Linked DNA regions of Homo sapiens: all the other regions are linked to region 1. A link is a contact called in ENCODE Hi-C or POLR2A ChIA-PET data. All regions are on one chromosome and are shown on one strand. The core of a region is the stretch at or near the end of the contact, and the rest is flanking DNA. Distances in the headings are between cores, read along the strand shown. Region 1 holds the start of UVRAG (UV radiation resistance associated). Region 2 holds the start of CLNS1A (chloride nucleotide-sensitive channel 1A). Region 3 holds the start of PAK1 (p21 (RAC1) activated kinase 1). Region 4 holds the start of PPME1 (protein phosphatase methylesterase 1). Region 5 overlaps PAK1 (p21 (RAC1) activated kinase 1). Region 6 holds the start of RNF169 (ring finger protein 169).

Region 1 (5,131 bases), core at 1,740-4,239:
CCAACATGGTGAAATCCTGTCTCTACTAAAAATACAAAAAAACTTAGCTGGGTGTGGTGGTGCATGCCTGTAGTCCCAGCTACTTGGGAGGCTGAGGCAGGAGAATCACTTGAACCTGGGAGGCAGAGGTAGCAGTGAGCTGAGATCGCACCACTGCACTCCAGCCTGAGTCACAGAGAGAGACTCTGTCTCAAAAACAAGAAAGAAAAGTTTTTAGAATGAAATAGGACATATGAAAATAATGACAGCTAGTATTTATTAAAAATGTACTATCTCCCAGACAGTGTGTTAAATGCTTTACATCATCTTGAATACTTTGCAAGCAGCAGGCTTTTGAGTTCTTCCCAATGCCCCTAGGGATGAGAGTCCTAGTTCTCCTAATGTTTTCGGCATTTGGGAAAAGTGGGAGAAGGGTTGTTTACTTGAGCTCTGCATTTCCAGAACCCAGTAGCTAGCCTGTGCAAAGGTGAACCTCAGTAAAGGCTTGTGGAAAGAATAGATCCTGCTCTCTGCTGGAATGTCCTTTCCTCCCTCTCTCCTGACTTGGTGAACTCTTATTGGCCCTTCAATACCCTGTTTCAATGTCACCTCCACTGTGAAATCTGACTCTCAACTATTTTCTCTGGCTCCCACTGCCTTTGGGCTTCCCTCAGACCCAGCAGTGAGTAACTGGATGATCACTCTTCGTTTGTTTTTGATATGGGGTCTCAGTCTGTTGCCCAAGCTGGAGTACAGTGGCATGATCTTGACTCACTGCAGCCTCAACCTCCCCAGGCTCAGGTAATCCTCCCACCTCAGCCTCCTCAGTAGCTGGGACTATAGGTGAAAACGACATGCTGGGCTAATTTTTGTATTTTTGTAGAGACAAGGTTTTGCCATGTTGCCCAGGCTGGTCCCAAATTCTTGGGCTCAAGCAAGAATTGTGATAATGTGTTATGGCAGCCTCAGAAAACTAATACAGCTTAGAAACAGAAATGTGTTTTCTGTGAAATTCCCCCAGATCTTGGCACCACATGAGTTCAATCAGATAATATTTGGGATTTCCCAGTGACTCCTTTCTCAACAAACACCTGATCAAGCGACTCCTTTCTCAACAAACACCTGACCACACGCCCCAGGCTCCAGCCATGAGGAACCACTCAGTGTGTCAGAACAGGAGACAGTGTGACATCTTTGTGATCCAGCTCTGAGAAAAGATCCAAGGTGTTTTTCAGGCTTCTGAACACCCTGGAAAGATAGTATGCTTACATTTTGTTTAAAAAATTTAAAATGCAACTACTATATGCCAGGTCCTGTGTGGGCACTTTACATATGTTGATTTACTTTAATCCCTACAGCAATCCTATTACTATTTTAAAGCTGAGAGAGGGGAAGTGACTTGCCTTGGGATACATAGCTCAAAGGTGGTAGAGCCAAGATTCCAAAGTGCCTGATTCCTATTGTGTCTGACTCTAAAACACTATGTTCTTTCTGCTATGTTCATCCAGGTGGTGGAAAAATTCAGTCTAGGAGTAAAAAAAGGAAGATCAACATCCTGCAGAATGACTCATGCTATTCATTATAGAAGCAATTGCTGGAGATGCTATCATTGTGGATCACGGAAGTCTTCATGGAAGAGGTGGCATTTGAGCTGGGCCTTCACTGCAAAAAAAAAAAAAAAAAATTTCCTGATTCTCTGTCAGGCACTGGGGATCCAGAGATGAATCAGACAAAGTCCTTTTGCTTGAAGAATTCACAGTATTTTGTGTGTGTGTGGGAAGGAGGGTGGCTGCTTACATGTGTTAAAAGACAATGTGGCCAGGCCTGGTGGCTCATGCCTGTAATCCCAACACTTTGGGAGCCCGAGACTGGAGGATCGCTTGAGCCTGGGAGTTTGAGACTAGTCTGGGAAATATGGCCAGAACCCCATCTTTACAAAAAAATTTTAAAATTAGCTGGGCCTGGTGGCATGTGCCTGTATTCCCAGCTACTTAGGAGGGTGAGGTGGGAGGATCACTTGAGCCCAGGAGGTCGAGGCTGCAATGAGCCGTGATTTTGCCACTGCACTCCAGCCCGGGCGAAAGAATGAGGCACTGTTAAAAAAAATTAATAGAATAATCCAGACCCACGGTAGGGTCAAAATTCCTAACTCAAGGTCCCAGAGAGGCTCAGAGAAGCCTTTTGGAAGAAGGGACTCCTGCCCCAGCTAAGACTGATGGATAAGTAGCAAAGGCTTTCTGGGGACACAGCACAAACAGCCCACCTGAAGCGGTGAATCGGCGTCCTGGGTGCCTGGCACACCTTGTAGCTCAGCTTACTAGCTAGTGGAGTGCGAAGGGGCGTGTACTTGTCGGTTGGAGCTGGTCATGAAAGAGCTCGTGGGACTGCCCGACGGTTCTCAGGTCCCAGTGCATCCTGCGTGGTGGCTCTCTGCTGAACCATAAAGCATTCCTTTTCAATCCCTGCACGCTCACGCCGGGAAAAGACTGCACAAGGGGCCTGCCAAGGCAGACAAGCGATCGCCACCCAGCTGGCTTCCGAGGGTCCCCGCCCTCCACCGGAGGCCTGTTACCACGGCAACCAGTGAGGGCGGAAGTGGCTCAGAAGACCGGTTCTCCCTAATCAGGTGACTCTCCCGCCTCCTGCACGTGACACCGGAGCCCAGAAGCGCGCTCTACCTAATCAAGACCCCACCCCTCTTTCCCTTTACTGACAATTGACAGCGACCTCTTGCAATGGCCCTTCCGCCTCCACCAGGAGACTCTGCCCGTTGGTAGTAAAAGAACCAATTAGACTGGGAAAAAAAGAAGCAACGCCCCAGGTTTCACCCCGGCTTGACAGACGCAATTGAGGCCATCCTTGAGTCCCTCCGCCCCCAAGTCCAGTAATGCCAGCGATGGACAGACCTTCTACCCAATAGCACGCCCCTTTTCTGCCGTTGGGTCCCGCCCCCTTGAGGGCTAAGCCAATGAGCGCTCCGGGTCTCAGCGGGGTGGAGGGGTTGCACTGCGGTAATATGGCTCTTCCTTAGCCAGCGGCGGCAACGGCGGCAGCGGCGGCAGCGGCGGCGGCTACTGTCTGGGCTGAGCAGTAGTGCCTCTCGGGTGGCGGGTTTCTAGGCTGCAGGGGCTTGGTAGGTGGTGGCAAGGGGGCGGCGGCGGATGCCGGAAGAGTGCCCGCCCCGCCGCTTGGCGGCCCCTGGATCGAGATGAGCGCCTCCGCGTCGGTCGGGGGCCCCGTCCCCCAGCCACCCCCGGGCCCGGCCGCTGCTCTGCCTCCCGGTTCTGCCGCGCGGGCCCTGCATGTGGAGCTGCCGTCTCAGCAGGTAAGCCCGCGCGGCTCGCAGCACTCGGGAGGGACCCGGGCAGGCCCGCGTGGAGAGCTTGCTGGCTCCGGGCTGACCCCGCGAGCCGGGACACCCAGAGCAGGGACCCGGAGGGCTCGCGGGACTGAGGAAGACTGTCAGGAGGTTTGTGCGGGGAGGGGTCCAGTGATGGCCGAACCTCCGGGAGATCCCGGAGTCCTAGGAGAATCCCGTTACAGGAGATGGGCTTGTTAAGGGACAAGCAGCCAGCCAGCTCAAGTCCCTGGGGCCCCGGCCCGAGGCCGCCTCCCCCAACGCAGGGAGCCGGGGATTGCCCCGCGCAGACCCTCTCCCTCGTTCCGCCCAGGAAGGGACCCGGGGAACCCCCTGTGTCCCACGGGCCATAGTGAAAGCACTTTTCCTTTCTTTCCCCACCTGGCCATCCCCGCTTACGGAGAAACCAGTTTGTACTCTTCGTGCAAGAGCCCTGGAGGAGACTTTAGGGTGTCTACCATTTGCTTTAATCTCCCCTGATTATTAAGTATTCGGCCTCTTTAGAGAAATGTATTCAAGACTTGGGGGTTTCCTTCCTAATTCTCCGAGTCCCAAGGAACGCATCTTAATAATTAGGAGGACTTTTTCCTTCTTCATTCCCTTCAGTGAGTCTCTGTGGAAGGAGGATTTGATGTATATATTCATGTGTTCCTCCATCCTTTAGGAAGGGCTTTGAGGACTTCTTGGCTCTGCGTTGTAGGAAGATAAGAAGGGGGAAACACTGACTTTGGAGATGTGACAAAACTCTTTGTTTCACTCACATATCTGTAGAGTACTTCCCTCCTTATATCGGTTGCCTTCCTTCTGTCCCCCAAGGGGAGATTTTGCAGGAATCTTAGCATTAAAGAGACCTAAAGAATACCTTTCACCCTCTCCCTTTATTCCTCCTGCCAAGAAGAGGATCTAGAGAAACTGTCATTTACTGAGAACTTACCGTGTTGGATTTGTGCAAAGGGCTCAGTGGCCATTAGTTCACTGAATTTTCACAACTCTGTGAGATAGCTGTTTTTATTACCCCCATTTGGCAGTTGAGGAAACTGAGGCTTGTCCAGAGCCTTCCAGTTAGTAAGTGGTGGGGCTGGGTTGCAGAATCCAGTGTCTGACTCTGCAGCCATGCACGTGCTTGAGACTTGGGCAGCCTTCCTCCACCACCTTTACACAGGACAGAGTGAGTTCTTTCATACACCCCTCCAACTTTCCATCAGCTACCAGTGGGACTTAGGAAGGATTCAGAAAGAGGAAGGGAGAGGTTGTAGGGGAGAGAGTGGTTGAAAAGTGAAATGGATTTGAGTGCAGTAAAGGAGGCGGGGGCTAAAGGGAAGAGAAGAGTTGGAGATAATAACCACTGTGGTTGCCTTTGAATAGGCAGGCAGAAGAGCTTACAGTAGCAACGGCTTTTTGTGTGACTACTACCGAAGAGGATTGAAAAGATACCATGTGCCCTGGTTTTGTGATGCTGTTGGCAGGGAATTTCTGAATAGTGGGAGTTTGAGGGTAGTGGGGGTTTGGATTGTGTTGTGAGATACAGGGAGAGGGTAGAAGTCTGGCTAGGGAGGGAGACACGTCTCTGGAGTGAGCATTAATGTGAGTTTTTGTATGTGTGGGAGGTAGAGTGTGAGAGTGGTTACTGGGAGAGGGAATAGGGAGCACCGTTAGAAACACCCTGGAGAAGTCCTAAGGAGTTCAGGGGCCAAGAAGGTTTTAGTTTGGGGGAGCTTCGAGAGTGTGTGGGATTAGGAAAGAGAAAGCATCATTTACTTCATGGAGCCTATTCTCTGATAACAGTTCACAGTT
Region 2 (5,131 bases), core at 833-3,332, 1.8 Mb after region 1:
TAATACTGAAAGAAGCGTCAACATACAGAAATGTCATGAATAAAAAAGGAATGCCTGGGAACTAGGAATGTATCTGTGCTCCATCTTCCACCACTTCAAAGAAACTGCTTTCCCCAATTATCAAAGATCTCCTTGTCAATACTCAATATATGCTCTTCACATTTTGTTTTGACTGCTCCTTCCTCCTTTCTCAAGTTTCTTCTTTCATGACCCACCCGTCGGCGTATCCCTAGGGTTCTACACTTGGTCCTCTTCTCTTCTGAGATATCTAATCCATTTCCATGAGTATACACTAACACTTTAACGACCTCCAAACATCTCTCTTTAATACCACTTTCCCAAGATACACATTCTTTTTTTATTTTTATTTTTTTTTTGAGACAGGGTCTCACTCTGTCATGCAGGCTGGAGTGCAGGGGCACAATCACGGCTCACCGCAGCCTCGACCTCCTGGGCTCAGGTGATCCTCCCACCTCAGTTTCCTGAGTAGCTAGGACTACAGGCCGCCACCATGCCTGGCTAATTTTTGTATTTTTTGTAGAGACTGGGTTTCGCCATGCTGCCCAGGCTGATCTCAAACTCCTGGGCTCAAGCGATCTGCCTGCCTCAGCCTCCCAAAGTGCTGGGATTACAGGTGTGAGCCACCGCGCCCGGCCCAACACGGTCATATGTACAACTACTCCACACATGTCCTGACCAAACTCATTATCTGCCTCTCACCTCAATCTTGCTTTTCCTCCCATCCATATGTCCTATCTCAGTTTCTGGCCTGAAGCCTAAACCTTGTTCAATGTCTAAATTTCCCTTTAAAGCAGAGGTTCTTTACAGTTTTTGTGCTCTGGATTCTGTAGTAGGCAGAATTTTGGCCCCACGACCTTCACTTTCTGGTGTCATGCGGGTGAATATGTTATATTACACAGCAAAAGGGACTTCACAAACGTAATTAAGGTTACCAGTCGACAGTAACATAGGGAGATTATCCTGGATTTTACAGGTGGTTCCAAAGTAATCACATGAGCTCTTAAAAGTAGAGAATTTTCTCTGGCTGTAGACAAGTGATGGAGCAAAAGGGGAAGCAACACATATCTGAAGGGCAGGAAAGATTCGATGTGTCATTACAGGCTTCAAAATAAAGAAAACTGCATGTCAAGGAAACAGGGACCTCTGTTCTACAACCACAATATTTACGGTAGATCTATCTGACTGTCAAAATACCAAAGTGCTCCACGTGGCCAAATAAAAGGGCAATTCCTTCCAGGACCCCAAAACGGGAGTCTGGTCCCTCTGCATATGACCCCTGTCTGTGTCGAGTTAAGGGTGTTCCTCTCCTTACTATACCTACAGAAGAAAATCTTTATTGTGTAACCAAACTTTAAAAGTCCTCCACAGTCGGCTCTGAAACTACGTATCCCAGAGAGGGGAACATCTCCTGCATCTGTTCATCCGGAAAGACAGGCACACTTCAGACCCTTAAAACCAGACCGTGCGTTAAGGGCAACGCACGCGCCAGACCTCCAGTAAATAGGCGAGTTAAAAAAAAAAAAAAAAGAAAATAAAAGAAAGAAAGAAAGAAAAGAAGAAGAAAGAAAGAGAGAAAGAGACAGAGAAAGAGAAAGAGGAAAAAAAGAAAAAAAAAAAAAAAAAGCACAATCCATAAGGGGAAATTCCGGCCGGAGAAAACAGAGAATGGAAGACTCCGGAGGAGTACTAGAAAAATCGAGCCTTCCACCCGCTACAGGTATCCCTGAGGCGTCGGGCACGAGACCCCGCTCCCAGCAGGCCTCCAGGCCGCCCCTTGCCCGGCTCCTTCGCACCGCCTGCTCCAGCAAGGAGGAGGGCGGCGCGCAGGAGGCCAGCGCTGGGGACCAGGAACCCTACCTCTCAGCGATGTAAAGGGTACCAGTGCCGAGGCCCTTCCCGTTCAGCACAGCCTCAGTGTCTGGCTGCTGCCGCAGGAGCCCCTCCGCTGGCCCAGGCGGCGGGAAACTTTTGAGGAAGCTCATAGCAGCAGAGTGCGGCAACACAGGCCCTGAGGGAGTTGGAGCACAGCAATGCGTGCACCACACCGCCCGCCCTGGAAGAGGCAGTCACCCCGGAAGAACAACTTAGTCTGCCCCGGAATCTGAACGCCGTCGACCATAGAGATGAGACATTCTAGGAAAAGCGGCGGAGGTCGGCTAAGAACGTGTGGAGTTTGACCGCGCAACACCCTTCCCCTTCTTCCTCGCCATTTCTGAGGCTTTGGGCTTCAATAACTGAGGGTTCTGTGGGAAGTCCCTCAGGATTGTCACAGTGAAACCACCACTGCAAAATTATAACTGAGACACTGAAAGCGATCTGACCTACCCAAATCCATGTTGTTTCTAACCTCCAAACTGTCCTTGTTCATTGCTGGATATAGGCTGAACTAACTTTGGGAGGAACTTAGTTTACAGTTTGAAGTTTAAAACAAAGATGATGACAGCCTTTTCCCAAAACAAACTTCCTTCTTGCCTGGGGACTGGACTGCCTTTGTAGGACTAACAAATCAGCCACAAGATTAGAAATTATGGTTTAGATTAGAAATTACAGCTGCAAGCTACAAGATTCTGACCCTCCCTAAACTGCACCTAAGATCGGTGCTTGAGATATGTTGCAGACCCTGCACTTGATGGATCAGCTGGCACCACCAGATGGATAAACTGGCTATGTGATCTTGTGCCCCCTCCCCACCAACCCAGGAACTGACTCAGCGCAAGAGGACAGCTTCAACTCCCTGTGACTTCATCTCCCACCCAACCAATCAGCACTCTTGACTCACTGGCCTTCCCCAACCTGCCAAATTATCCTTAAAAACTTGGATCCCTGGCTGGGCGCGGTGGCTCACGCCTGTAATCCCAGCACTTTGGGAGGCCGAGGCGGGCGGATCACGAGGTCAGGAGATCAAGACCATTCTGGCTAACATGGTGAAACCCCGTCTCTACTAAAAATACAAAAAAATTAGCCGGGTGTGGTGGCAGGCGCCTGTGGTCCCAGCTACTGGGGAGGCTGAGGCAGGAGAATGGCGTGAACCCGGGAGGCAGAGCTTGCAGTGAGCCGAGATAGCGCCACTGCACTCCAGCCTGGGCGACAGAGCGAGACCCCGTCTCAAAAAAAAAAAAAAAACAACAAAAAACAAAAAACAAAAAAACTTTGATCCCTGAATGCTCTGGGAAACTGATTTGAGTAAAAATAAAACTCTAGGCCGGGTGCAGTGGCTCATGCTTGTAATCCCAGCACTTTGGGAGGCCGAGGCGGGCAGATCACGAGGACAGGAGATCGAGACCAGCCTGGCTAACACGGTGAAACCCCGTCTCGACTAAAAATACAAAAACAAAATTAGCCGGGCGTGGTGGCAGGTGCCTGTAGTCCCAGCTACTCGGGAGGTTGAAGCGGGAGAATGGCGTGAACCCGAGAGGCGGAGCTTGCAGTGAGCCGAGGTCGCGCCTTGGCACTCCAGCCTGGGCGACAGAGAGAGACTCCGTCTCAAAACAACAACAACAAACTCTAGTCTCCTGCACAGCAGCTCTGCGTGAATTACTGTTTTTCTGTTACAATTTCCATCTTGATAAATCAGCTCTGTCTAGGCAACAGGCAAGGTGAACCCATTGGGCCATTACAGCAGCAACCCTGTTACAACCCTGTAACCCAGTTACATACAACCCTGTTGTAACTGCCCAATGGGATCACCGTGCCTGCTGCTTAGACAGAGCCTATTTATCAAGACAGGGGAATTGCAATAGAGAAAGAGTAATACACCGGTGGCAATGGCTCACGCCTGTAATCCCAGCATTTTGGAGGCCGAGGCGGACGGATCACCTGACGTCGGGAATTCGAGACCAGCCTGACCAACATGGAGAAACCCCGTCTCTACTAAAAATGCACAATTAGCCTGGCGTGGTGGCGCATGCCTGTAATCCTAGCTACTCGGGAGGCTGAGGCAGGAGAATTGCTTGAACCCGGGAGGCGGAGGTTGCGGTGAGCCGAGATCACGCCATTGCACTCCAGCCTGGGCAACAAGAGCGAAACACTGTCTCAAAAAAAAAAAAAAAAAAAAAAAAAAACAAAGAGAGAAAGACTAATACATGGAGTCCCTTGCCAAAGGATGCATAGGACATAGAGACCACTCATCTGGAGCTCAGAAGTCTCCCAACTCGGTTATGATGTTCTGATCTGGCCACCCCGTCCCCATCTCCTGGGACTGTTCACATCTCAGGTATACACAACCAAGTAGCATACATCAATCTAGGTCCTTATACTGCCCTAGTGCACAAGCCACGTCCCCACGTGTCAGGTGGGCAGATAAGTATAAAGGGTTAATAAGGGCAGGGTGAAGAGCTAGCTACATCAGTAAGGAGCTGGGGCACTGACTGGAAAGGAATTAATCCACCAAAATTGCAATTGATGTTTTGTTTCTTCGTTAGGCACTAAAGAGTATAGTAGTAATAGGAAGAAAGACTTCCAAAATCGTCATAATGGTAGCTAAAGTTAACGAGTGTTCTGTGCCAGGCTCTCTTCCAGGCACTTTACCTGCACTTTGCTTGCATCATCTCTTCATTTACTCTTTGCAAGTTTGTGAAGTTACTATTATTGACCCACTTTACAGATGAGAGACCTGAGGCATTAAACTCAAGAGCAATAATTTGGCCATGAGAGAACAAGTGAAATTCAAGTAAATCCCCTTGTAAACTCAGTATGGTAATACCTTTGCAGTAGGACTGCTGAGGCTGGAGGACAGGATGTGTGGGGTAGTTTTGTTTCTATCTTCTCAACAGTTAGGCTGGCATTAAATTTTTAACGTGTTTGAGATCAGCCTGGGCAACATAGTGAGACCCCCATCTCTACCAAAAAATAAATAAATAAATTAGCCCAGCATGGTGGCATGTGCCTGTGATCCCAGCTACTTGGGAGGCTGAGGTGAGAGGATCATTTGAGCCTCAGAAGTGGAGGCTACAGTGAGCCATGATTGTGCCACTGCACTCTAGCCTGGGTGGCAGAGCAAGACTCCATCTCAAAAAAATTTTTTTTTCCTTTAACGTAGACTAGTTTGTTGGTAGTGTTAAAGTGAATTAAATATGGGTTGAGGAGGGCTCTGTACTTCTATATTTGAGTC
Region 3 (5,131 bases), core at 1,266-3,765, 1.7 Mb after region 1:
AAACAGAACATGCAAGAGTGAAGATGAGAGTGGCAGGGGAGCCACAGAAAGTGAGACTGCAAAGGCAGGCAGTGGTCTGATCCCTGAGAGCTTTTTATTCCATGTTACTCTGAAATTTATCTTCAGAATATGAAGAGTCAGGGGTAGGGGGCGCTGATGTGGTAAGGTTTTGTTTTACAGAAATCTTTCTGGATGCACAGTACCTTCCTTTGAGGCACTGCTTCCTTCAAACCTAGCACAGGGACTCAAAACATGTGCTTAGTAAATGTATATTGAATTGAACTGAACAAGCTTTTTACCAAATGCCCTGTTATGGATGAGGCAGGTCACCTTCCCTGCAGGACTCACTTTGGCCAAGAGAAGACTTGTAAAACAGGTCCAGCAGCCTCAATTATTGCACACTACTACCTGTACAACTGGAGTCCCCCAGAGATTAGGGCAGACCTTCATTGTTTACTTGTCTACCTCACCCATTAGACTTTGAGCTCTTTGAAGACAGGGAATATCTTAATAGACTGAATCCCCATAGCCTTAGCAAGAGGCCTGAAACATAGTAGCTCTCCGAACTCCAGTAATGTTGGATAAACGAATTGACTGAATAAGCAAATTTACCAAGGTAGACCCATGAGCTCATGTAGTTAAAGAGTATGGATAAGCTTCAGGGAAAGTATGGGAAGTTTTCAGGGTCAATGTTCCCAAAACCCTTTTTGAAAGGCATAGTTTCTAGTTGAGGTGGGGAGTTTTTATATGCACCTGACTTAGAATTTTCCAAATAGGAACCAAAATGTTGTAAGTGCTGTGGTAGAAATCCCACCGGGCCAATGGGAAGAAATCAGCTCTGTCTGTAAGAGGAGAGACAGGATGGAGGCCAGCAAAGACTTCACAGTGTGGGAATTCTTCAGTGGACTCTTGAAAGCTGAGTCCGGTGCTTGCTACTTGCCCGTTTTGGGGCATAAAACCAAACTTCTGGAGCTTTTAAGGCTGGAAGTGACCTGCTCAAGGTCACACAAGAAGTAGATGAAGCCACAGGGTAAGAGAGATGAGGTATCTGTACTGATAATTCCTACTTTCTCCTGACAGAGTTGAAAGAGAACCCAAAAATGTAGGAGGCAAAATTAAAGATTGTTCTCAGGAACAATTCTTAAAGTCAAGACTAATGAATCTGAATTTTTATTAGTAACCACGGAACTAACCCTTCCCTTCACTGTTCACAGTTTTTGTAACAGTAGAACAATTATCCAAGGGGTTTAAAAACCAAGGACGTTGCTCACAACGCCACACCCACTACTTCTCAAGTATTCTTCCAAAACACTCCCAGTAATGTGTACTGCTGAAATAGGATAGCGAAGGCTACAACAATCATGTCTTTTCAAACGTAATAATGAACATAAAATAACTATAAATCTCCTTCCCCGGTTGTTTTTCACTTCCCAAGTTACAGAATATTCCGGGGTGGGGGAGGGGCTGCGTAAGTCAAGTCCTACCAGCCCTTATTTTTCAGGGAGTAGAACCCTAAAGGTGACTGTCCAAGCCTGGAAGGGGTCATTTATTCCATGCAGAAGGAACTGGGCGCCGCTTTGCTGTGCCTCCTCGTAGCGGGACAGGGTGAGCGCCGCAGGACTGCGAAGTTCGGGACGGACTCGGTCCCGGACCGGTACTCGTGTGGCCTCCCGGCTCCAGCCTGGCCTGGCCCCGCCCCGCCCCTTCCCTCTCCCAGGTCTCTCGAATCGCCCGGCGTCTGAGACCCGCGACCCCGCCGGTACGCGCACAGGGGGCCTTTGTTGGCCCGACGGGAGCGGGCCTCGCGGGGCGCCGCCCGCCTCACCTTACCTGGCGCCTCCTCCCGCCCAGGCGCCCGGCCCCGCAACGCGAAATAAATGGGCCCAGACCCCCACTCCACCCGTCCCCACCCCCGCGCCCCAGCCCTGGCAGCCCGGGACGCGAGGGGTACTGGGCGGTAGGCCCGCTCTCACCTTCCGCGCTCGCTCAGCTCCTCTCGGCTCCTCCTCCTCCTCCCGGCGGTGGGTGCCGCCTAGCCGGGAGTGAGGGCGCGAGTGTGCGCGAGCTACCGCTTCACTTTCTCCCTCCTGCCGCCGCCGCCGCGCTGCCCGTGGCGGGGCTCCCCTCAGGACAGGGGAACTGCGAGGGAAGGGATGATGGGGGGGCGGGAGGGAGCGAGGCGACGCGGGCGGGGGGGGAAGGGGGGACTGAGGGGCGAGGTGCGAAGGGCTCAGATGGCCTCTGAGGCAGGAGGTGGTAACTGGATGCGGAGACCAGGTTCCTCGAGGGGGCTCACGAAAGCGCGGGGCTCCGTGGAAAAGGGAATGAGAGTCCAAGGGGGAAGGCGTCTGTGGGGGAGGACTGCAGAGCCTGTGAGGGAAGCGCGATGGGCGAGCGAGGGGGCGGGAGCGTGTGGGGGAAGCCGTGAGGGGGCGTCTACTGTGCAGCCACCACCTTCGGCTCCGGCTGCAGCCGCGGGAGGGCAGCCTCCCCCGCCCACAGCCGCGCTATTGTACGCCGCCCGGCAGGCCTGACCGCCTAGTTCACTGGCTCCCCTACTCCTCCTCCTCCCGCCTCCTCCTCCCCTCTGCCCTTTCCCCTTCTCCCCCTCCCCCTCCCCCACTCCCCCTCCCCGGCGCGGCGGCGGCGGCTGCGGCTCCGGTGGAGCCGTGCCCGCCCCGCCTCCCGCAGGTGAGAGGGGGCGGGGAGGGCCTGACCGACCCGTGGGAGCGAGGCCAAACCCTGGCCCGCATGAGGGCGAACGCCTGGGATTACGTCATCGGCGCGTGACGCCAGAGGCTGGGGAATCACCCGCTTGCTGCGTGACGTCATCGCGTCGCGTCACTGTTCTCGGTCCGCTGTCCGTGGCGGGTTGTTTCCGTGCAGCCTTTCTATCAGACAATTTTGGGACGATTTCTGGGAGGGCTACTGTAGTAGTCAGGATGGAGAAAGACGGCTAACTTCCGGCGCTGAGGGTCCTTTTCAGGTTAACAAAGCACCACCGCATCTATGAGCTCGTTGTCAAGGGCTGAATTTGAAAACTATCCGATGTCGTGTGATCTCACAGCCAGACATGTATTATGTTTTCTTTCTGTGGGAGAGGGGGCAGGGGTGGGAGGAAGACAAAGAAATTATAACGGAGATGTTTGAACTAATGTGAACTGACATACGAAAAGAATGGGCTTCCTTTCACGTTTTTTCCCCTACCGTGGAGGGTACTTTCGACCCAAAGCTTTCTTTCTCCTGAGCTCAGATTGTGTATTTCCCAATACCTCCCGAGCAGCATTACCTGCATACTCTTCGTACCTCAGATTCAACATGTGCGAAACTGAGACAGCATTAGAAAGGCTAAGAGTCCGGAATCAGGTTGCCTTGCTTGAAATCCTAGCTATTCAAATATTAGTGATAGGACCTTGACATTTCTAAGCCGTAATTTTTCTGTAATAATAAGTAGTACCTTAACTAGGTCTTCCTAAGCCTCAGTTTTACCATGGTAATAGTAACAAGCCCTTTAGAATGTTGGCTATTATTATTATTTCCCCCCCAAAATTGCTTCTTACGTTCCTTTCCGTTCTCAATGAATGGGCCACCCATTCAACAATCCCCTAAGCCAGGAACCTAGACATACTAATAGCTCCCCGTTCTTCCTCTCTCAACATCCATATCAAGTTGGACACCAAGTCTTGTAGCTTCTCCTAAATATTTTTCAAGTCCTTGCCTGTGTCGTCTTCTACTACCACCACCTGAACAACTGGAGCAACCTTTAGTCTCTTCAAACTCAATCTATTTTTCTCACTAGTTACCTGAGTAGCCTTATAAAAGCACAAATCTGATGATGTCCTCCCGTTTAAACACCGAAAGGATTTTATTGCTTTCAGGATAAAGTTCAAACTCCTGAACTTGGCACTTTATTACCTGACTGCTTACACTAGCCTTTCTAGCTTTGTCTCACATCATTTATTTTTTGCTCCAAGCACACTGAAATATTAACGTTATTTGAATACACATTTCTTCATGTCTTCAAGCTCTTCCCTACTTAGCTGACTGGCCAACACCTATTCATTGTACAAAGCTGAGCTCAAATGTCATTCATATTCATATTCATATTCATTTGACTAATATTTCTAAAGTTTCCCTAAGCCTTAACAAAACTGTAATTCTATAGTATTTCTATGCCTTTTATGGAAGTAACTGCATTTGTGTATCTAATTTCTTGAGTTCCAAGTCATATTCCTTTCCATATCCTCAGCACCTAAAACAGTGCTTGACATATACCTAAGTATCAATATGTTGTTAAAATATATTTAATAAGGCCAGGCGCGGTGGCTCACGCCTGTAATCCCAGCACTTGGGAGGCCAAGGCAGCCAGATCACCTGAGGTCAGAAGTTTGAGACCAGCCTGGCCAATATGGCGAAACCCCATCTCTACTAAAATACAAAAATTAGCCGGGCGTAGTGGCAGGCACCTGTAATCCCAGCTACTCAGGAGGCTGAGGCAGGAGAATTGCTTAAACCCAGGAGGCGGTGGTTGTAGGAAGCTGTGATTGCACCACCACACTCCAGCCTGGGTGACAAGAGCAAAACTCTGTCTCAAAAAAAATGTATTTAATAAATGTTCCTATTGTTCTTTCTATGTGCCAGGTACTGTTCTGAGCACTTTACAAACACTGTCTTTAAACCTCTACCCTCTACGGTAGATACTGTTGTTATCCTCACCCATCTTATTGATGCGGGAACTGAGGCACAGAGGGGTTAAGTAACTTAACCCAGGATCCTAACCCAGTAAATTGACTCTAATCTGGATTGTCTTTTCGTGATCTCTGCACTAGGCAGAATAATGGCTCATCCAATGGAATGTTCACATTCCAATCCCTGGGAACTATGAATATGTTACCTTCCATGACAAAAGGACTCTGCAGATGTGAGTAAATTGAGGATTTGGGGAAAGGGACTCTCCAGCTTTTGGGAGCAGACTGGAAAATGGAAAAGGCAAGAAAATGGATCCTCCCTTGGAGCCTCTGGAAAGGAAGAGATGGTATCCTGATGATACCTTAATTTTAGCCCACTGACATCCATTTAGGACTTCTGAACTACAGAACTGTGAAATAATAAATGTGTATTGTTGGCCAGG
Region 4 (5,131 bases), core at 1,817-4,316, 1.6 Mb before region 1:
TTGACTCTTCAATAATTAAGAATGCCCATATATGCTAGGTACACAACAACACTTATTGCTGACAATATAACCACATGCTTTGTATTACGTCTGCAGGTGCAATGATAAAACAATAACATACCTGTTAGATAAGAGGTAAACTGTTTTGGACCACAACGAATAGCGTAACGTGTAGTTGTTCTCACAGCTTTTGGTTCAGTCTGCAATGCATCCCTGGGACAAAAGAGGGTTCCATCTGATGTTTCTCCCCACCATCTCACTCGGACAAGTACACAAGTGGGAGGCTTTGCAATCTTCCATATGACTCTATTAACAGTAAGTTTTAGAAAACAGCGTAGCTGGCCTTCAACCAGAGGTGGCAGGCTTGTAGATGGAGAAATGTCACTTAAACCTGTAGAGGAATCCAAGAAAACTGAGTCAAAATTTAGACTAAATATAGAAAACATATAATATGCTTTTTGAATGAAAACAAACAGAACACTTTAGTCTTAAGTTCAGCAATTTATCACCACTTAGAAAGAAGGTTTATCCTACCCATTATTCTAATACATGAGAAGTAACTATCAAATCAGACCACCGAATAATCTATCTGGTCATGTAAGCCACTCTGATAACTAATTAGTATTTAAGGTTTGATTTGATTTACTCTAAGTTAAGAACATACCAACAAAGACACACTAATATAAACTTTTCTTTAGTTGAGTTACTATTTGAAAAATACAAATATCAGAAGTAGTTGACATTTTTCTAAGTATGGTTGAAATTTTTCTAAGTACAGTTGTTTTAATTATTGCAACATCTATGGTTTTTAAGATATGTAATCTTTATCTAACTCTCTTTTAAAAAAATCACTAACGATAAAACAGCAACAACTCCCTTCACTCACAAACGATTTAGACTATATCATACAACTCAGCATTTCAATGAAGAACGTCTTAAATTGTAACTTTTCTTTCCTGCCAAGATCACACAGTCAGTGAGGACACAGACTATCTAATCTTCAGATTCTGCCACTATTTTTAACACAGTGCTGGGTTCATATATTTATTGGCTTTAGTATTTATTGGGTTTCATAAAGACATTAAAGTGTAAACAAAGCAATTAATCATGACTTTCTAAAAAATTTTCCTTTAATGACCCTGATTGTCTTTCATTCATAGTACCTTTTCGGGAAAACTTAAAGGAGATTTAAGAAACCATTCCTATATTATTTATACCTTTTTTTTCCTTTGACTTTTCTTTGAGGAGTGGTTATGCCTCAAAGAAGAAAATATATGGAATGTATCAGATCAGGACTAATTATTTGGACTTCTAATGCAAACACCGCCTCTGCCCTCTATAGTGGAGAAAAGACCCACCATAATCCTTATGGATAGTTTCAACATAAAAATTATACACAGTTGTGTATACATTTCTACATATGGAAATGGTATAGCAAAAAGTGTATTCTGTTCTATGCTATGTTATATTATTTCTACTTTGACTTTCCGATTATCAACCAAACATGCTTAACTGTTTTGACACAGGGAGCACTAGTATGCTTCAGTCTCAGATCCTCCTATCTTTCCTGGCAGGAAAGTCAGTATCTCAAAACTGCCTTAGTAATCTTTAAACAGCTTGGATAAGAGTAATTCCCAGATTGTAGCTTCAGTCCTCAACCCAATGGCCTAATGTCCTATCACTGTTCCCAATACTTCTTTTCTCGCTAAACTGCCTACAATGCAAAAAGGCAGGGTCACCCACTGTCCTTTTTCCCTTCGAGGCAGTCTTGTAGAGATTCAATGTCAAGTTTCCTGATCTGCCCTGGGTTCCTAGGTTGACTGTTCTCACTGCAGCTAACATCCCCTACTCGGTGAGCTTGTGTCTCCTTGAGCTGCTAACCTGATGAGGACTCTCTGCTGCACACTCTTTCATGATCTCAGGTCCTTCAGGAGATCGTCATGCCCTTACCCCCACTCCAATCCTATCACACCTGTCATTCCCCACTCTTCCCGGCTCTATACTCTACAATTATTTTTCCCAACTCCTGCTCATAGTCAGCCCTTCATACTTCATTCATTCAACTAACATTTACCGAGTCCTGCTTTGTACTAATCCTTGGTCATTCAGTAATGTATAAAACGTGATTCTTGCCCACAATCACACAACAAATGATATAATCCCTTTGCCAATTTATGTTTCTTCCTGTCCCTGTGGACCTCGAAAGCTACACACACACATACATTTCACTTCGTTATCAAAACCAATCCCATCATTGTTTGTTCTTCTCCTCTACAGTCATCCTACCGGTAACCTTCATCTCATTAATCGCCTGTCTGTGGCCCCTACCCCAGCCCCTAATTCCTTTCTATTCTCTGGAGGGCCAATTGCCCTTCCTTTTAACCTTCTGGTTCCCTGGCTACTTCCTTCTTACGTCCCTTTTCTTGTTTATCCAGCGGGGGTGCGGGTCTCCCTAAAATTCCTTACACCCTGCTCTCCTATTACGCTTTCCTCAATCTTTGATCGCTCAGGTTACCTCTTTTTTTGCGCCCACGGCTGCCCCCAGACCCTTGGCCTTTTCGTTGTTTCATGATGAGCCCGAGCTCTTCTTCACCAGCTCAACTCCGTCTCCAGCACCTAAGCAGTATCCTCCCGCCATCCCTCCCCACGGCGCCTGCGTTCCCCGGCAACCGGCGCCGCTGGGCAGCCTGGGAGGCAGGAAAAAGCGACTCTTCCTCTAACAGTCTCCGGAAAACGGTGCGAAGAGAAGGCGCCAAGACGCCTTCCCTCCAATACACTACAATACCCAGGACGCTTTGCTACAATACCTCTCCGGGGTTGGCTGGGGGGCGCCTCCAGCTGCGCAAGCGCATAGGGATGCGCCCTTTGTGGACTCCATTGCGCAGGGTGCATTGCCCTGAAGAGCGCTCCTCCTTCCGGTGAAAGTCGTCGGGTTCCCAGCCGGGAGTCTGCGGAGTTCTCATACTCTGTTACCCAGCTTCCTTTGTATGAGTGCTGTTGCGCACTTCCGGTGGAAGCGCTGAAGCGAGTGGGTGGAGTTTACGGAGCCGGTGGGCGGTAGGCGGTGCTACGGGTAGCTGGGTGCTGTCCAAAGGCGACAGGGCGTCGTTAGGGGAGCGAGTCGTGACCGGTTGGGCCACACTCAACGTGGGACGAAGCTTCGCCTACTGTTTGACTACGTGCGTGCAGCCTCCCCTCGATGTCGGCCCTCGAAAAGAGCATGCACCTCGGCCGCCTTCCCTCTCGCCCACCTCTACCCGGCAGCGGGGGCAGTCAGAGCGGAGCCAAGATGCGAATGGGGTACGTGACCCATACCCCTTCTCCCTATGGGCCAGGCCCCAGCCGTTGGAGAATGGTATCTCTGGGCGTTCATAGAGGCACGGGAAAGGAGTCTACTGATAGGAGAAAATGTTGGCGGCCTGGAGATATTTAGATGGAGTAGAAGGCAGATTGGGGTACTAGGGGAGGCGCCAAGTCAATAGAAATTGGAGGAAAAATAACGTTGTTGAAGGGAGAGGGGAATGAGGCAAAGGTTGGGGAAGCTGAGAGACTAACATAAGGGATCTGAGAATCACTTCCACAATAAAGGAGGCTTAGAAAAGGGAGTAGAACGGTGACAAAGGTGGAGGAGAATCGGCCAGGGAAGGTGGAGGGAAGTGGGGAATGACTGAGAGAAAAGTTGAGGGGAATTGGGCCAACAACTAAGGAAAGGTTTGGGAGGAGTAGATATTATCAGAGTTCTAATATCTGCACTGTGAGAACTAGATACTAGAAAAGCTGAGGGGGGTAGAAAACACTCGAGACAGGGCTGGAGAAGGAAAGAGGAGAACTAGGAAGCAGACGATTCTAGAGAATTCCCAGAGGTGTAAAGACAGATTCAGCGAATGAGAGGTGAGATTAGGTCTCTTAAGGGAGAATGAGAAAGTTTAGGGAGTAGGCCTAAGGTAAGGTGGAGAACATAGCCACGAAGATTGTTAAGGGTAGTAGGAATGTGCTGAGAAGCTGGACAGGATAAGGGAGAGAGAAGAAGGAGAGGACTGAAGAATTTACAGAGTGAGAAGCTGGACAGGATAAGGGAGAGAGAAGAAGGAGAGAACTGAAGAATTTACAGAGTGACCATAGGCTCTAAAGATTGAGAGATGACTATAAATACGGTTTGGTGAATGGAAGTGCTGCAGTTGTAAGGTCTGGGAAGCTTAGAGGAAGATTTGGGCAATCAGTTTTTGCTGGGCTAGTAGATCTGAGGGAAGCGACGTACTGGCCTAAGACTTTGAATTAGTGAAGCATTGGGAGTTCGAGAAATAGTTTGCTGGAAAGGAAGGAGAGCCATGTAGAAGAGATAGGTTTTGGAATTTTAGATCGTTAAATGGCTTGTGCCAGGTTAGGGGATACTTGGGCCGAGGAGAAAGAATGAGGTGAACATGGGAGAAGTAATTGCTGGAAAGTGGAGAGAATTGAATAGGCATTTGGTTTTGAGGGGATATTTGTAGTTTCAAACAGGATTCTGGGAATTAGTGACTGTAAAGAGAAAAGGAGTAGGAAAGATACTTAGGTATGAGGGCTCCAGAGTATATTTGGGATTCTAGAGATGAATTGGTAGATATTCTTTGAAAAAGGACTACAGAAGAGAAACCTTAGGTTCTGAAGAAGTAATATGTGTAAAAACTTATCAAAAAGGAGGCGAGAGTAGGAGATGCAGTACTGTGACAGTAAGTCCTAGGGATGAAAAGAAAGGAGAATCCTATAAAACAGTGGGGTAAAGGAATGGGAAAAATGGGTGGAAAAACCAGGGAAGGAAACTAAGAATTGAGTGGAGACCTGCTATGATACGCAGTAGAAAAATGAGAAAACTTTAGCAGGAGGAGATAGAGAGATAGACGCACAATAGAGGTAGAAGGCTACATAGAAGGTAAAGTGAAGATTGTTTTGGCTTTGGAAGACAGAAAAGTTGGACTATAACATGAATAAAGAGAATTTGGAAACTGACCCATAACATTATTTGGGAAAACTAACCTGGAGTTTAATATTAATGTAACATTAATTGTTGTTAAATATCTTAGTTGCTGCCTTTCTTAAAATAAATTTGATTTTTCAGTATACCAGCACCCTTCTATACAAATACATAAGAAAA
Region 5 (5,131 bases), core at 957-3,456, 1.6 Mb after region 1:
AGCTGTAATCTAGAGCCTTGCATAGTCCCTGAGCAGCAAAGATGTGTGGTCCCTGTACAACAGGATCCCTTCACCTGGAAAGAATCACTGGATTAAAACACATAAAGACATAGGAAGTATAAATCATTTACCCAAAACCACACAGAGATAAGAAGAGCTAGATCCTATTTTTGTTACCTTTCTATAACACATCCGCTATTAGCCAACTTAAAAGAATATAGGATGAATCAGCAGCCCATGCCACAAAACAAGGAGGCAGAGGTGTTTCCCAGGGTCTACATTTTGGCCTTCTTTACCAACTCCAAAAAGGTCCTTTGTGTTTGGGCTCTCCCTGGTGAGAACCTGTTCAAATAGTTGGGATAAGAATCCCATTATTCCCATTGTCTGATTCTATAGCTCTGAAAGGTAGGTTACCAGCACCTAACAAAAATAGGACAAAACTTGGAGGCGAAAGATTTCATAAGCACTAACACTGTTTCAAGTCAAAGCTGAGCTCATCTATCTTGCCCGTGGTAGTGTGAGAGAAGCAGCTTTTCATCCCTTTTTAGAACAGAACATGTCCAAAGGTAGGTGTTGTTATATCTGCTAACAAGATGAAACAGATTCTTTTTTTTTTTTTCAGGGGAAGTCTCGCGCTCAGGCTGGAGTGCAGTGGCACGATCTCAGCTCACTGCAACCTCCACCTCCCGGGTTCAAGCGATTCTCCTGCCTCAGCCTCCCAAGTAGCTGGGATTACAGGCGCCCACCACCACGCCCAGCTAATTTTTGTATTTTTAGTAGAGACGGGGGTTTCATCATGTTGGCCGGACTGGTCTCAAACTCCTGATCTCAGGTGATCCGCCCACCTCAGCCTCCCAAAGTGCTGGGATTACAGGCGTGAGCCACCATGCCCAGCCAAAATAGATTCATTTTAAAATGCCAAATTACAGAATTGCCTACAGTTGCAATTAAGGCATTAATAACTCTAGGGCTATTTCTTAATACACAATTATGAGAGTACCACAGCTATTTGCTCCTCATTCCACCACACTCCCATTTGAACTCTAGTCCATCACTGCATTAAACACATCTACATACTCAATTTGTGTGTTTTTGATGTGCACAGAAAGAATACTGAATTAGGAGTCAGAAGAATAGTTCCAAACACAACTCAAGCTTTGGAATCAGCAAGCTTGGGTTTGAATCCCAATTCTGTCTGAGTTACCAGCTGTGAGATCAGAAATTAATCATTTAATCTCTCTGGACCTCAATTACCTCATATGTAAAATGGGAGACTCATATGGGAAAAAATGGAAAAATATGTCAGAGACCTGTTGTGAGGATTGGGAATATTTATTAGGCAACTTGCACAGCAGTAAGTTACTCAATGCGTGGTACTTTCCTCTTTTATTGACCACCTGGTATTTGCTACGTATTTCTAACCTTGGAAGGGTTGTTTTGAAGAAGTGTTTAAGGAGAGGTAGAATATACAAATTACATTAATTACAATACAGTACAACACAAAATATAACACAGTACAAATATAATATAAGAAATGATGTCATAGCCATTACAACAGAGTAACACATAAACACTGAAGGAAGAAATACTAATTCTGCCTGGCACAGGAGGACAATGTCAGAGAAGGCATCAGAGACAGATATTTGAACTTGGTCTTGAAGGTTGTTGAGTGTAAGGACAGCAAGCAAAGGAAAACATGTTAAACAAACAAAATGCTATGAGACCCAAGTTAAGGGAACATGAGAAAGAATGTTTGGCTTATTTCAGCAATAGTGTGAAAACTTACAAAGAAGTGATAGGTTATACAGAACCAGAAATAAGATTAGCATGAGGAAGGGACTACCCATGGGAAGTTTTTTGTGGAAAGCAAAGTGGTATAATAGGCAAAAAGAGGTAGTCATTTGAGAAACTCTTGAAACTATTTAGCTGGAGAAGAACAGTAATAAAATCACTATTGTGATTATAAAGAATTGTCATGTGGAGGAAAGGTTGAATTCATTTTGTCTGACCCAAGGGACAGATTTAAGAAGGTGGATAGAAATTAAAAAATGATATTATACAAAAATGGCTAAGGAATATTAATGATATACAGGGTGAGTGTTTGAAATTTAAAAGAAAATGTCCCTCCTGTACGTTTTGAAATTAACCCAGAAAGCTCGAAAGAGAAACTCCTTCAATCTTAGCCTGGGCTAAGAACCCCAGGCTTTCTCTTCCTCTTTGGGGACAAGACTTGACTTGATGGGCCTTTGGTGCAACCAGGTTTGAGGAAGGTGCTTCCACCACTTCCTGAGGCCTTACACAATTCAATTCAACCTCAAAAGGGAACACTAGCCCACACAGAAACAGCTTAAAAAGAAAACTAAAGAAGGCAACGACTTTAAAGGAAACTAGGCAGTGCGCTTAAAGAGAAAAGGGCAATGGGAACAACATGAACATCAGAGGCATCAACTATCTGTTCTCATGTTAATGAAGGAAGGAAGAGCAGCAAGACCATTCAGTTCAACATCTCACTGTACACATAGAGAAACTGAAGCCCAGAAAGGGGATAGGGCAGGTAAAGCCAGGCATGAAAACAACTTAACATAAAACGTTAGAGTTCAGGCAGACTCTTTTATCATCTCACTTTTCCTCAAAATAACACAGTGAAGGAGGTGTTATTTTCCCAATGAGACACGAAGATCTTTAAAGCATTACAATGTTTGTGTTAGTTTTCCTTATGGGTTGCTGGAATGAATAATGCTTTCCTTTTCAATCCTATAGGTAAAAAAAAAAAAAAAAAAAAAATCACCCTAAGGACTGGAGCTTCTCCAGGGAAATAATGTGGACTAGGAAACAGTTTCTCAATACCCTCACCCCAATTCCCCTATTCTATCTAGGACTTTCCAATGTATTACATATTCAATTTTTTAAAAATTCTGTTTTAGCCCCTGTGCTGAGAACAGGGAGCAAAAATTCAATCAGACATGCATCTTCAAGGAGCTTCCCATTCTGAAAGCATAGACAAGCATGACAATCAATGATTATCTTTTAGTCATGAAGACTTGGTTTCAAATCCTGGGTCTGCCCTTTACTAGCTAAGGCAAGTCATTTCCTTTCATCTAAACTTCAGACTCCTTTTCTGCGAAATTGAAGGCAATACCCTCAGTCTAACTCAAAGTATTAACTTGTGAGTATTTGGAAAGATAATTATTTAAAGCACCCAGCAGAATGTCTGATCCACAGTATATATGCTCAGAAGGTATTTACTGAATTAATGGCTTACATAAAAGTATCAATTCTAGGGGTAGAGTTGGGAAGAAAGAACATCCCAGCATTATGTTTTCTCATAACCCTGGACCCACTGAGAGAATGATGTTTACCTGATCATGTGGGTTTCATGCTCCCCAACTCTTGTGCATTAAAGCCACAAATACCACCCCAGCATTAAAAACCCGAAAGAACCTGGCAGGTCCCACACAATGACTAGGGATGAAGGAAATAGCTGTCTGGCCTGACCATATTTGCAAAGGGAAGTAGGCAGCAGAGCAAGGCCTAAAAAACCCAAGACCTGAAATCCTGCAAATCCTTATGATTAAAGACTAGAAAATCCTTGTTAAATACAAATATCTCTGCAAGGTGAAGCTGGGGTGAAGAATTAGGAGCCATTAGGGATTTATGGAACTCTATGGGCCACAGAAGTTCTCCACTTTAGATAGATATTATTTCAAAAAAATACATTGGCATATCTACTGTGGGTCAGGTGTTGAAACAGCAGAGGACTTAGACATGGTTCCAGTTTTTGAGACACTTAGAATAACAGAGACAGAGATCACAATGAAAAATGGTTTCACCACTAAGGTCCTGACATACTGCTATTCAGTGGGCTGCAACTGCCTGCAGAAGTGACCCAAGTTTCCCAGTTACCAAGTTTCCTCCTCCTCTTTTTCAATCCATTTACCACAAAACCTGCCATCTCTAGAGGCCCTTCTCTGGGCAGAAGAGCTTGCCTATGTGCCACAGGAGTTTAGAATGGAAATCTGACTAACAGCAAAGCTCATACCTTACACCACCTATAGCCTCTGGAATCAAACTCCACAAAACACTTTAAAACCACAGAACAAGAAGTTCTGATGTATTTATTTTAAGACTTTAGGGAAACCATTTGAGAAGACAGAACTAAGTCTTCTGAGAATATCTCAAACATTTACTGACTACCTATTATGTTCCAGCCACCACTTTGATTCTTTATAATGGGGTTCAAGACATGCTACCCCAAAATATGACATCTTAGCATATGAGAAAACAGCAGACGCAAGAAAGTATTCTCACTCTCAGCTTCCCCTCACCCTTCTCCCCTGAAGCAGGTAATCAGATCCTCATTCAAGAGGTACCCTCCTTATTCCCAGAGGAAAGCCTCATTTTTCTCTGAAGACACAGGGACATACAGAAAAATCTGAACAAACCAGCCTTGCTAAGTTCCCTCCAACCCTGATCCTATTACCATTACATCATACCGCCTTTGTCCAATCATATTTCTCCAAGACTACCCACTTCTTCCATCAAACCTAAACATAAAAATACACAAGTTTGCCTGTTTCTTTGCATCCTCATTTCCTTATGAAGGCTCCTATGTCATGTAAAACTTGTATTAAATATATTTGCTTGCTTTTCTCTCGTTAATGTCTTTTGTTTTTTTTTGTTTTTTTTTTGAGACGGCGTCTTGCTCTGTCGCCCAGGCTGGAGTGCAGTGGCACGATTTCTGCTCACTGCAAGCTCCGCCTCCTGGGTTCATGCCATTCTCCTGCCTCAGCCTCCCGAGTAGCTGGGACTACAGGCGCCACCACCACGCCCGGCTAATTTTTTGTATTTTTAGTAGAGACGGGGTTTCACCATTTTGGTCAGGCTGTCTCGAACTCCTGACCTCAGGTGATCCGCCTGCCTCGGCCTCCCAAAGTGCTGGGATTACAGGCGTGAGCCACCACGCCCGACCTCTCTCGTTAATGTCTTTTGCTACAGGAGCCTCAGCCATGAACATAGCAATGGGAAAAATATTTCTTTTCCCCTACATTTATATATATTAATGTCCTCAAAACAACCCTGTAAGAGAGCTATTATTGTCTCAATTTTACAAAGAAAAAACTACGTTCACAGA
Region 6 (5,131 bases), core at 1,085-3,584, 1.1 Mb before region 1:
TTCAATACTCTTGTTTTAAAAATGAGGAGATTGAGGCCCAGAAGGAAGTTAGCTGTTTGAAATCACACAGTGAGTTAGAAGGGGCCAAGACCAACCCCAGATCTCCTGGCTTCTGGTCCAGTGCTACTCAGACCTCTTGCTTTTTCCCTCTGCTAAAGGAAATTTTCTATATTTATTTGTATCCAAGAAAGCATGCTATGTTTCTGTGGCTCAGCTCCTCCAACAGTAAACAGATTAAAAGATCCAAACCATCGAGAGTGAACAGCCTGCACAAATGGTCCCATTTCTAATGATGGTTGGCTTGATCTCTGGATCACAGATCTCCTTTGTCAGAATCCGGGAAAAATGTCCTCAAGAACCTTAAGTTGGGATGGAAGTGGGCAGGACCCATGGATAAAGGATAGCCTAGCCAAGGCCATACTTCTGTGTCTGGCAGGATTCTGTCTGGGTCTCTATGCAAACAGGTCTTTGTTTTAATCACCCATTGGCCTTTCTTCAACTCTTGACTGTCCTTTAGCCATCTGGTTCTTATCTTGGGAATCCATCACCTTTTTTTCCCCCTGCTCTCTGAGTTAATCAATCACTCGGCACTGGATTGGTTTACCGCTAGCTCTGGGCAATCTCATCAAAACCCAGGGCTTCTCATGCCTTCTATTATATTATGTTGATTTTTTTTTTTGAGACAATGTCTCATTCTGTTGTCCAGGTTGGAATGCAGTGGTGCCATCACGGCTCACTGCAGCCTTAACCTCATGGACTCCAGTGATCTTCCTGCCTCAGCCTCCTGAGTACAGGTGAGTGCCACCATGCCCAGCTAATTTCTGTATTTTTTGTAGAGATGGGGTTTCACCATGTTGCCCAGGCTGGTCTTTAACTCCTGAGCTCAAGCGATCTGCCTGCCTCATCCTCCCAAAGTGCAGGCGTGAGCCACCGCCCCCAGCCTATGTTGCTTTTTTATTTTTCTCTCTTTACAAAACTCGTGTTATCCTATAAAGGTTTCCACTAAGAAATGCCATTTATTTAATGCTTCCCATTCTTTGCCCTGCTCCAAATCTATCCCAGGGCAAAGAAAGCAAAGAATGGGAGAACTACTGTAGCAGAACCACCTTTCCATTAGAGAGGGGTCATTCTTTCTCCTGGAACCTCTGCATCTAGAAAGGGCACTAGCATCAAAGTCCAAGCACCTCTCCCTAGCTCAAGCAGGAGTGACACGGTCAGAGCTGGCCTATAGGAAGCAACTCGAAGAGTGTGGAGGATGGATTAGAAAAGAGGTTGGGAGAGGGGAGACAATCAATCTATAGCAGCTACTGCAGTAATCTAGATGAGAGATGATTAGACCTGAATTGGGCAGTGGGAATGGGATGAAGAGGTGGGGAAATAGTCATTTTGATAGTGGAATTGACAGGACTAAATAACTGATGGTTTGTGGGAGATAAGGAAGAAGTTCAAGATGACTAGGTTTGGAGCTTGAGTACCTGGGAGGATGGGACCTTTCATAGAATGAAGGAAATAAGAAGAGCAGTTTTGAAAGGAGGATGGGAGACAGTGACATTAGTTTTGTACATGAGGAATGTAGGGATCTAAGAGGATGTTTCCATCAGGCAGTTGAATATGGAGGGCTGGACTCAGGAGGCCTGGGCTGCAGACAGCAATCTGGGAGCTCCTGAGGGAAGAAAATGTGGACCAGTGCAGCACGCAGAGTGAGAAGGGGACTGAGGCCTAAGCCTAGAGGAACACCCACATGGAAGCACCAAACACGGGAGACTGAGAAGGAGCCAAGAGCCTGGGAAAAAAACCAGGAAAGTGTGGTTTTACCAGCCAAGGGGGGCAGTTTCAGGAAGGGACATGGGGAGAGAGGATGAGGAGGTAGGATTGACAAGAGGCTGCTCCTTTTGGCAGTTAGTTACCACGGTGGGCCTGGTTTCAGTCACAAAGCTACCCCCATCCTTAGGAGAGAGCTCAGGCCCTCATATCAAATGAACACTAAGGCAGGTTTCTGAGTAACTCACATATTCCCCACTCACTTTCTCCTCAGTTATCAAGGCATTACAGGATAAGTACGTGTATCAAAGTTTAACATCGTTCAGAATTGCCAGTAAAGCCCCTCAGTTCCCACCTCTTTCAGTTCAGTAAGAGGAAACTGCAAGGACTTTTCGAGAGTGCGGCTGATGACCGCATAATAAAGAATAACTAATAAATATTAATGAAGTATCCCCTCTGGCCAATCAGGTCTGAGGAGAACCCTCTTTGGGCTCACAGAAGCCTCGCCCCTCATGAATATGTAGATAGCACTGCCCACCGCGCGTACTGCCCCGCCCTCCACTCTTCTCCCTCGCAACCGACTCTCCCTTCAAACGGGAAACAAGATGGCGGCTGCAGGTCCGAGTACTCGGGCCTCTTCCGCGGCGGCAGCAGCCGCTCTGAGTCGGCGGGGCCGGCGGGGCCGCTGTGACGAGACGGCGGCAGCTAAGACTGGGGCCCCAGGCCCGGCTTCTGGACCTTCGCTGTTGGTGTTGTCGCCGCCGTTGCTGCAGCCGCCGCTGCCGCCGCGGCCGGAGGAATCGGGCTGCGCCGGGTGCCTGGAGCCCCCCGGAGAAGCAGCGGCCCTGCCGTGCGGCCACTCGCTTTGCCGAGGCTGCGCCCAACGCGCCGCCGACGCGGCGGGCCCGGGTTGCCCTCGCTGCCGCGCCCGCGGCCCAGGCTGGGCCCGCCGTCGGGCCCGCGACGACGGCCAGGCCGACTCAGAGGTGCTGGGCGAGTGCGCCCGCCGCAGCCAACCCGAGCGCTGCCGCCCGCGCCGGGACGGGGGCGCGGCTGCCGCGGGGCCCAGGCCAGAGCAGGAGCCGCGTGCCGCGCCTGCGGAGCCAGGTGGAGCTTCCCCACTTCCCCTTAGGGTCTGGAGCGAGGCCGAGCGCGCCCCGGCCCGGCCTGGTGAGGGGGTGGAGAGTCCCGGGCCCTACTCGGGCGGGTGTGGAGAGTTCTCGTGGGATTAGAACCCGGGCTCTACCCAGGTGCAGTGTGTTTGTGAATTTTGAACTTCAGAGTGAAGGACAGGCACGTTGCATGCGGAGGGGCGGTGAGGGCACCCTGTGCCTTACGTAAGTCCGAAGTTTGGAGGGAAACAGAATTGTTGGAACAAGTTAGGGGCAGGTTGGAATTGGTGTGTGGGAGTGGGAGGGGCCTTGGATCAGAGAAGTGCTTGGTTTAATGTTGGATGAAGAGTTTGGGGGTCATATTGCTTGGAGAGATGTGGCTCCTGGCCTTGAAAGGGTCAGTGAAGGGTGTGGAGAATCCGGAGTTTAGGGAACAGGTTGAATTTGAGGATGTGAAGGGAGCTTTTCAGACTCGAGAGCAGAGGGGGTTGGGAGCACACTTGTGCAGTTGTTTTCATACATTTTGGAAAATGTATGCTTAGCACAGAACTTGGCACATAGTGAGGAAGCAGTAAGTGACTGTCGTTTATATTTGTAATACTAGTACTACTAAGTCCAGTAGTGCCTGACAGAAAAGCTGGCTTGGGTTTAAAAGTTTTGGAAACAAAGGTTGGGTGGCAGGGGCTGCTTCTATCTCCTTGGCAGTATGGGTTTCCTACTGGCTTGCTGGCAATTAAAAGTCTGTTGTAGGACTCTTGCCTTGAACTTCTTTCCCCTAACACCAGCAGCCTGCTATTCCTCGGTTCTGAGCTTTGAAATGCAAAGTGCCCTGTATAAAATAAGACTGTTATAACTTAGGATTCTTTTGGGGACACACCCAGTCAACATAACATCTGCAGCTCTGTTTGATAAAAAATGCTTACCTAGAATGAGATTTTCAAGAAACATAAATCACGAAAGGCCAGATATTTGTACCTTCTGTTTTGGGAATTCTGCCATGTGTTTTTTTGGGTAAGGAAAGAGAGGCATTGCTTGTGTATACAAGTGCAGCTTCTAGAAACCACAGGTTCTAGAATGCACTCTGTTTTGATTCAAGCCGCCAGAGACACCTGTCACTGTCCTAGGATATTGGGCTATTTTATTCCTGGGGTTGAGGGGGACCTGCATCTTACTTTCTATGTTCCTTGTCACTCCCCTCACCTTTTTTTTTTTTTTTTTTTTTTTTTTTGAGATGGAGTCTCGCACTGTCGCCCGGGCTGGAGTGTAATGGTGCGATCTCCACTCACTGCAGCCTCTGTGCACCACCCCTTCAGGTTCAAGCGATTCTCCTGCCGCAGCCTCCCGAGTAGCTGGGATTACAGGCGCCCACCACCACGCCCGGCTTTTTTGTATTTTTAGTACAGATGAGGTTTCACTGTGTTGGCCAGGCTGGTCTTGAACTCCTGACCTTGTGATCCGCCCGCCTTGGCCTCCCAAGGTTTTTTTTTTTTTTTTTTTTTTTTTTGAGACTGAGTCTCACTCTGTCTCCCAGGCTGGAGTGCAGTGGCCAATCTCTCAGCTGACTGCAACCTCTGCCTCCCAGGTTCAAGCGATTCTCCTGCCTCCGCCCAGTAGCTGGGACCACAGGCACGCGCCACCACACCCTGCTAATTTTTGTAATTTTAGTAGAGACGGGGTTTCGCCATGTTGGCCAGACTGGTTTCGAACCCCTGGCGTCAAGTGATCCGCCCACCTCTGCCTCCTGAAGTGTTGGGATTACAGGCGTGAGCCACTGTGCTCAGCCCTCGTTATTCCTTTTAAGCTTCACAACATCCCTATGAGATAAGTACTTTTATTTCCATTTTATAGATGAAACTGAGGTCCAGAGAGGTTAACTAACTTGCCTAAGGATGAAAACCCGATTCTATCCTATTCCTGCTCAAATCAGGGATGAAACGTCTTTAATTTTGTGGATGTGGTGTGATGGTTTCATATGCTACTTAATTTGCTTTATAGTCTGAGATTATGGTCACGATATAAGACAGTATTTCTCTGGTCTCCCTATTAGTACTACTGATTATATGGCCACATAGGATAGAAATTTTCATTTTGATTTCTAAGCTTGGAGACTGTTGTGAAATACCAGTTCTGAATTTGAACCATGAGAGGAAGTTTGGCTTGATGATTTGTGCAAACTTTTTCCCTTGAAGATGTTTTTGTCATAAAATTTATCAGTGATTAAGGGAAATTATCTAAAATGAGATTTCAAATTAGAATCT

Evidence for each region. A loop is a pair of places that touch in the nucleus more often than their neighbours do. ChIA-PET counts read pairs that join two places held with the same protein, here RNA polymerase II (POLR2A). Pooled maps may share reads with other maps.
Region 2: a map of CD8-positive, alpha-beta T cell shows a loop between it and region 1 (6-fold over the local background). The contact joins the promoter of CLNS1A here to the promoter of UVRAG in region 1. A Hi-C loop is called at or near these places in 2 of 168 maps with a recorded cell type or tissue (CD8-positive, alpha-beta T cell and naive thymus-derived CD4-positive, alpha-beta T cell) and 5 of 50 pooled maps.
Region 3: a map of CD8-positive, alpha-beta T cell shows a loop between it and region 1 (14-fold over the local background). The contact joins the promoter of PAK1 here to the promoter of UVRAG in region 1. A Hi-C loop is called at or near these places in 1 of 168 maps with a recorded cell type or tissue (CD8-positive, alpha-beta T cell) and 4 of 50 pooled maps. POLR2A ChIA-PET finds 5 or more read pairs at or near these places in 2 of 52 experiments (PC-9 and T-cell).
Region 4: a loop to region 1 is called in a map of CD4-positive, alpha-beta T cell, with 6 times the contacts of the local background. The contact joins the promoter of PPME1 here to the promoter of UVRAG in region 1. A Hi-C loop is called at or near these places in 2 of 168 maps with a recorded cell type or tissue (CD4-positive, alpha-beta T cell and naive thymus-derived CD4-positive, alpha-beta T cell) and 12 of 50 pooled maps.
Region 5: a pooled map shows a loop between it and region 1 (5-fold over the local background). The contact joins the enhancer-like site here to the promoter of UVRAG in region 1. A Hi-C loop is called at or near these places in 2 of 37 single-sample maps with no recorded cell type and 3 of 50 pooled maps.
Region 6: a loop to region 1 is called in a map of CD4-positive, alpha-beta T cell, with 4 times the contacts of the local background. The contact joins the promoter of RNF169 here to the promoter of UVRAG in region 1. A Hi-C loop is called at or near these places in 2 of 168 maps with a recorded cell type or tissue (CD4-positive, alpha-beta T cell and naive thymus-derived CD4-positive, alpha-beta T cell), 1 of 37 single-sample maps with no recorded cell type and 8 of 50 pooled maps.

What each region holds. Positions count from the first base shown.
Region 1 is chr11:75,812,221-75,817,351 of GRCh38, forward strand. UVRAG (UV radiation resistance associated) reads left to right here and starts at 2,990. Exons shown (of 15, transcript NM_003369.4): 1 at 2,990-3,304. The coding sequence starts at 3,188. UVRAG-DT (UVRAG divergent transcript) reads right to left here and starts at 2,577. Exons shown (of 2, transcript NR_144531.1): 1 at 2,243-2,577; 2 at 1,294-1,641. RefSeq lists enhancers at 1,101-2,300, 2,224-2,653, 2,524-2,818 and a silencer at 3,114-3,313.
Region 2 is chr11:77,635,712-77,640,842 of GRCh38, forward strand. CLNS1A (chloride nucleotide-sensitive channel 1A) reads right to left here and starts at 2,083. Exons shown (of 7, transcript NM_001293.3): 1 at 1,879-2,083. The coding sequence starts at 2,003. It overlaps LOC107984369 (a long non-coding RNA gene), which reads left to right and starts at 4,097. Exons shown (of 3, transcript XR_001748072.1): 1 at 4,097-4,234. RefSeq lists enhancers at 1,811-2,330, 1,985-2,224.
Region 3 is chr11:77,471,579-77,476,709 of GRCh38, forward strand. PAK1 (p21 (RAC1) activated kinase 1) reads right to left here and starts at 2,516. Exons shown (of 15, transcript NM_002576.5): 1 at 1,974-2,516. RefSeq lists an enhancer at 1,624-2,540 and silencers at 1,781-2,090, 2,111-2,160, 2,391-2,750.
Region 4 is chr11:74,168,223-74,173,353 of GRCh38, forward strand. PPME1 (protein phosphatase methylesterase 1) reads left to right here and starts at 3,067. Exons shown (of 14, transcript NM_016147.3): 1 at 3,067-3,300. The coding sequence starts at 3,200. C2CD3 (C2 domain containing 3 centriole elongation regulator) reads right to left here and starts at 2,780. Exons shown (of 33, transcript NM_001286577.2): 1 at 2,516-2,780; 2 at 122-391. The coding sequence starts at 2,570. RefSeq lists enhancers at 2,015-2,938, 2,712-3,161, 2,939-3,861.
Region 5 is chr11:77,446,930-77,452,060 of GRCh38, forward strand. The region is part of intron 1 of PAK1 (p21 (RAC1) activated kinase 1); the gene reads right to left. Among named protein-coding and RNA genes, the nearest start is that of PAK1, 25 kb to the right of the region's middle. RefSeq lists enhancers at 1,786-2,556, 2,136-2,565. Within about 2 kb of position 2,207, at least 3 of the 41 ENCODE cell types and tissues checked have a DNase peak (open chromatin) inside an H3K27ac peak, as active enhancers do.
Region 6 is chr11:74,746,515-74,751,645 of GRCh38, forward strand. RNF169 (ring finger protein 169) reads left to right here and starts at 2,335. Exons shown (of 6, transcript NM_001098638.2): 1 at 2,335-2,868. The coding sequence starts at 2,367. RefSeq lists silencers at 2,166-2,386, 2,560-2,709, 2,740-2,999, 3,010-3,109 and enhancers at 2,360-2,449, 2,599-3,192.